Linked DNA regions of Homo sapiens: region 1 is linked to region 2. Evidence: chromatin loops called from intact Hi-C (ENCODE). Cell type or tissue: Caco-2. All regions are shown on one strand. Each heading gives the region's core, and the rest is flanking DNA. Links, peaks and the distances in the headings are about the cores only.

Region 1 (2,912 bases), core at 301-2,800, 50 kb before region 2:
TTTTGTGAGGGTATGGTTTATACTAATATTTAAATCAGTAGTCTTTGAGTAAAGCCGATTTCCCACCATACTGTGGGTGAGCCTTGTCTAATCAGTTGAAGGCCTTGCTAGAGAAAAGATTGTCCTCTGTTAGGAAAAGGGAATTCTGCCAGCAGAACTCTACCTTTGGACTTGAATGGCAAGTCTTCCCTGGGCCTCCAGCCTGCCAGCCTTCCCTGAAGATTTTGGACTTGCCAAGTCTCCATAATCATTTGAGCTAATTCCTTAAAATAAATATTAATCTCTCTTCCCCCAGGGAACACACACCTATTGATTCTGTTTTTCTGAAGAACTCTTGACTAATACAGTTTGTGATAAGGAAGCTGAGGCATCAGTGCATCAGTGGGAACTAAAAGGGTTACATTAGGAACTTCCTAATGCCCCTGAAGTCACACTCCACAGGCAGCCATGGTTGGCCAGTTCCTTTATAGGACATCAAGTGTGGGGGAAAAAACTAGGTGCCACGAGGTACAGGGGAGCCTCATCCTGGCCCAGTGACTATGATGTGACCTTGGGATAGTCATCCCACCTCTCTGAGCCTTGCAGTCTTTTCTGGAAAACAAGAGGACTGACTAGATCAGAGCCTGAAAACACACCACGTGCTGCCTGAAGTAGACATTGTTAAAGGATCCCGTTTTTTTCCTACTGAAATTCAGAAGAATTCTATAACACTTCTAAACCTGGGGTCCCAGAAATGCCTTACCAACCAGCCTAAATCGGTTCATGAGAGAAAGCCCTTGTGCAACCCCAGAATGATTTGCTTCCTAAAGACCTCACAACTAAAATGAAAGGAAGCCACTGAAATTGCAGCCACAGCTGGGCAGATTTGTCTGACAAATGAAACTCCACCCTGGGTTGGCAGTGACCGTGAGTATAGGGAAAGCCTCAAAGGCAGCTGTGGGGAGAGCAGAGGCAGAGGTGAGGTGTGTGCTGTCCCCATCCCCACGAAGCTCTCTCCCATGTTCCCAGTCTCTTCTCTAGATCTAGATCTGACCCCTAGTTTGTTCCCAGCTTCCCCATGCCACTTACCCCGGTGCCCACCCCGCTCCCCATTCACCTCGGCCAGGCTGATGGAGATGATGAACACGGGAGGCGGGAAGCAGTTAGCTCTCTCCAAGTATGTTCCTCGGGACTTTTCGGGCAGCATCCATTTTGAGACAATCCTGTGGACCTTTTTACTCTTGGCCCGATCTTTACCTCCCCCATCCTCTCTCATTTTCTCCTCTTCCTCCAGCTCTTCTTTCATCTCTCTCCCCATATTCAGATTCATGCTCTCCATCTCCAGATCATGAACAGCAGCCATTGTCCTGGGTCCTCCCTCCTCCCCAGAAGGACATGAATCCCAGGGAACAGCAGGTGGCCCTAGGTCCTCAGGCTGCCGCTCTTCCCTGGGCTGTCTGGCGCAACGACTGCTTTCCAAGGCCTTTCCTGTATGTGAAGAGAAGACAGCTGAAGATGATCAAAATGATCTAAACCTCCTAAATGGCCCAAAATAAAGTTTTCTATGTAATTGTTTTAAAAAGAGCCAGATGACTGAGATTAAAATGCAGCTCTACCATGTATCAGCTGTAAGTTAACATCAGATAAATCACTTAATTAAATTCTCCAAGCCTCAAATTACATATTTCTTAAATTGTGGTGAAATACACATAACATAAAATTTACCATTTTCGCCATTTAATATATAATATATATTTTTTCTTTTTTTTTTTATGAGGTGGAGTCATCTTGCTCTTCTGCCCAGGCTGGAGTGCAATGGCGAGATCTCAGCTCACTGCAACCTCTGCCTCCTGGGTTCAAGCAATTCTTCTGCTTCACCCTCCCTGGCTAATTTTTGTATTTTTAGTAGAGACAGGGTTTCACCATGTTGGCCAGGCTGGTCTCGAACTCCTGACCTCAAGTGATTCACCCGCCTAGGCCTCCCAAAGTGCTGGGATTACAGGCGTGAGCCACCGAAGCCGGCCCTGTTTTTAACCATTTAGAGTGTACAATTCAGTGACATTGAGTACATTTGCAATGTTGTGCAGCCATCACCACTAGTTCCAAAACTTTTTCATCACAAACAAAAACCCCATACCCATACCTGTTAAGCAGTTAATTCCTATTCTCCTCTTACCACAGTCCCTGGCAACGACTAATCTGCTTTCTGTGTCTATAGATTGACCTATACTGGATATTTCACATAAATGAAATCATACAATACATATGTACCATCCAGTATGTGGCCTTTTGTGGTTGGCTTCCTTCACATGTTTTCTTTTTTTTTTTTTTTTTTTGAGATGTAGTCTCGCTCTGTCACCCAGGCTGGAGTCCAGTGGTGCGATCTCGGCTCACTGGAACCTCTGCCTCCCAGGTTCAAGCGATTCTCCTGCCTCAGCCTACCAAGTAGCTGGGATTATGGGCACCCGGCACCACACCCAGAAAATTTTTGTATTTTTAGTAGAGACAGGGTTTCACCATGTTGGCCAGGCTAGTCTCGAACTCCCAACCTCAAGTGATCCACCTGCCTCGGCCTCCCAAAGTGTTGGGATTACAGGCATGAGCCATTACACCTGGCCTAGAATTTCCTTTTTTTAATGGCTGAATGCTATTGCATTGTATAGACACGCCACATTTTGTTTATCCACTCGTCTGTTTATGGACATTTGGGTTGTTTCCACCTTTTCGCTATTGTGAACATCCCTGTACAAGTTTTCTCTTTTTTTTTTTTTTTTTGAGACAGAGTCTCGCTCTGTCGCCCAGGCTGGAGAGCAGTGGTGTGATCTCGGCTCACTGCAACCTCCGCCTCCCGGGTTCACACCATTTTCCTGCCTCAACCTCCTGAGTAGCTGGGACTACAGGTGCCCACCACCACACCTGGCTAATTTTTTTTT
Region 2 (2,912 bases), core at 128-2,627:
GCCTGGATGATGACAGAGTAAGACCCTGTTTCTAAAAGTAAAAAAAAAAAAACAAAAAAAAAACACACACACACACACAAACCAACCAACCCAGAAGCCAAAGGCAGTCTCCCTTCTTCCAGACTGTCTAATGTCAACTTGTTTTCTGGTATTATTTCTTTTTTTCATTTTTTCTTTTTGGAGACAGTTTCACTCTTGTTGCCCAGGCTGGAGTGCAATGGAGCTATCTTGGCTCATTGCAACTTCCACCTCCCGGGTTCAAGCAATTCTCCTGCCTCAGCTTCCCGAGTAGCTGGGATTACAGGCATGCACCACCACGCCCGGCTAATTTTGTATTTTTAGTAGAGATGAGGTTTCACCATGTTGGTCAGGCTGGTCTCGAACCCCTGACCTCAGGTGATCTGCCCACCTCGGCCTCCCAAAGTGGTGAGATTACAGGCATGAGCCACCATGCCTGGCCCTGGAATTACTTCTTCTATCTTCTTCTCTTTTTTTTTTTTTTTTGTTTTTTTTTTTATGGAGTCTCTCTCTGTTGCCCAGGCTGGAGTGCAGTGCTGCCAGCTCGGCTCACTGCAACCTCCACCTCCCAGGTTCAAGCGATTCTCCTGCCTCAGCCTCCTGAGTAGCTGGGATTACAGGTGCCTGCCACCATACCCAGATAATTTTTCTATTTTTTTTAGTAGAGCTGGGGTTTCACCATATTGGCCAGGCTGGTCTCCAACTCCTGAACTTGTGATCCACCTGCCTCGGCCTCCCAAAGTGCTGGGGTTACAGGCGTGAGCCACCGTGCCCGGCCTTCTATTTCTTTCTCATTGTCTAGCACTGGTTCAGAAGCACTCATCTCCATCAAATCTCCTGTTAATTCCTCTGGTATGGTGTCTATTAGCTTTTGAATTTCTCCAAGATCTATATCTTGGAATCCTTTATGTTTCACCTTTTTTGCCATATGCACAATTTCTTTCATTATTTCCTTGATTGTTTCTGTTATAAATCCTGTAAAGTCATGTAGAACATCTTGACACAATTTTTTTCTAGCAGGAATTTATTGTTTCAGGCCTGATGGCTTTCATGTTTTTTTTCTGTAATAACGATGATATCTTCAATGGTGGGATCCTTCCAGACTTTCATGATGTTCTCTCTAGCCGTGTTCTCTTCCACGGCATTGACAATACTTTCCATAGAGTACTGCTTGTAATGACCCTTCAGGGTCCTTATGACCTCTTATCTAAAAGCTGAATTACGACATTATGCTTGAGGGCAAGTAGAACCCCTGGACCCCTTTGGTGTTGAACTCATGGGGTCTGGGTGGCCAGGAGCATTGTCCAATATGAAAAGAATTTTAAAAGGCAGTACCTTACTGGCAAATTACTTCCTGACTTCACAGCAAAGCATCAATGGAATCAATCTAGAAAAAGGGTTCTTGTTGTGTAACCAAAAGACCGGCAGCTGGTGTTTACTTTTTCCCTTCAAGGCGTGGGGATTAGCAGCTTTATAGATAAGGGCGGTCCTGATCATAAACCCAGAAGTGTTTGCACAAAACAGTAGAGTTAGCCTATCTCTTCCTGCCTTAAATCCTGCTACTCACTTCTCTTACTTACTAATAAATGTACTTTGTAGCATTTTTTTTTCCCAGAATAGGGCACTTTCATCTGTATTCAAAACCTGTTCAGGCAGATGTCTTTTCTGCTCAATTATTTTTTTTTTTTCTTTGAGAGAGAGACAGGGTCTTGCTGTCACCCAGGCTGGAGTGCAGTGGTGCAATCATAGCTCACTGCAGCCTCAAACTCCTGGGCTCACGATATCCTCCCGCTTCAGCCTCTTGACTAGCTGGGACTACATGTGTGTGCCACCACACCCTGTTAATTTTTTAATTTTTTTTCGTAGATACAGGGTCTCATTATATTGCTCAGGCTGCCCTCAAGCTCTTGGGCTCAAGTGATACTCCCACCTTGGCCTCGCAAAGTGCTGAGATTACAGACCTGAGCCAGTGTACTTGGCCAGTGATTTTAGTAATGGCATCTGGAAACACATCTACTGGTTCTTCATTGGCAGAAGTTGCTTCTCATGTTATCTTGATTTTTTTTTTGAGACGGAATCTTGCTCTGTTACCCAGGCTGAAGTAAAATGGCGTGATTTTGGCTCACTGAAACCTCCGCCTCCTGGGTTCAAGCAATTCTTCTGCCTCAGCCTCCCGAGTAGCTGGGATTACAGGTGCCTGTTACCATGCCTGCCTAATTCTTTTGTATTTTCAGTAGAGAGGGGGTTTCACCATGTTGGTCAGGCTGGTCTTGAACTCCTGACCTCAGGTGATCCGCCCACTTCGGCCTCCCAAAGTGTTGGGATTACAGGCATGAGCCACTGCGCCCAGCCATTTGTTAAGCCAAAACTCTTTCTAAAATTGCCAAACCATTTTTGGTTGGCATTAAATTCTCCAGTGGTAGATCCTTCACCTTCCTTTTGCTTTAAATTGTCATATAATAACTTTGCTTTTTCTAGAATCACATTAGTCTATAGGTATGCCTTTCTTTTTCTCTTTCAATTTTTTATATTGTTTTAATTCTAGAGAAAGGGTCTTGCTATGTTGCTCAGGCTGGTCTTGAACTCCTGGCCTCAAGTAATCCTCCTGCCTTGGCCTCCTAAAGTGTTAGGATTACACTTTTCTTTCTTTTTCTTTTTCTTTTTTTCCTTTCTTTGTGTGTGTGTGTGTGTGTGTGTGGCATGAGCCACTGTGCCTAGCCAGTAGGACTTTGATATAGAAATCCTGCACCCATATGAAAGCTGCATTTTCTTTTTTCTTTGTCTTTTCTTTTTCTCTTTCTTTTTTTTTTTTTTTTTTTTTTGAGTTTTTTTGAGTTTCGCTCTTGTTGCCCAGGCTGTATTGTAATGGCGCAATCTTGGCTGACTGCAACCTC

Evidence for each region. Hi-C counts contacts between places; a loop is a spot of excess contacts. Peaks named below come from ENCODE experiments on the same cell type or tissue, not always from the same donor. Only the 100,000 strongest peaks of a DNase experiment are listed, where the experiment ranks them.
Region 1: a loop joins it to region 2, with 4 times the contacts of the local background. A loop is called at or near these places in 3 of 110 quality-filtered maps.

What each region holds. Positions count from the first base shown.
Region 1 is chr1:38,917,871-38,920,782 of GRCh38, forward strand. RHBDL2 (rhomboid like 2) reads right to left here. Exons shown (of 8, transcript NM_017821.5): 2 at 1,097-1,467. The coding sequence starts at 1,342. It overlaps LOC105378662 (a long non-coding RNA gene), which reads left to right. Exons shown (of 2, transcript XR_001737994.2): 2 at 1,304-1,659. Among named protein-coding and RNA genes, the nearest start is that of RHBDL2, 23 kb to the right of the region's middle. In Caco-2, for the core only: no CTCF peak of the experiment used is centred there; a DNase peak (open chromatin) is centred at 1,411.
Region 2 is chr1:38,967,805-38,970,716 of GRCh38, forward strand. No RefSeq gene overlaps it. Among named protein-coding and RNA genes, the nearest start is that of AKIRIN1, 22 kb to the right of the region's middle. In Caco-2, for the core only: no CTCF peak of the experiment used is centred there; DNase peaks (open chromatin) are centred at 1,467 and 1,757.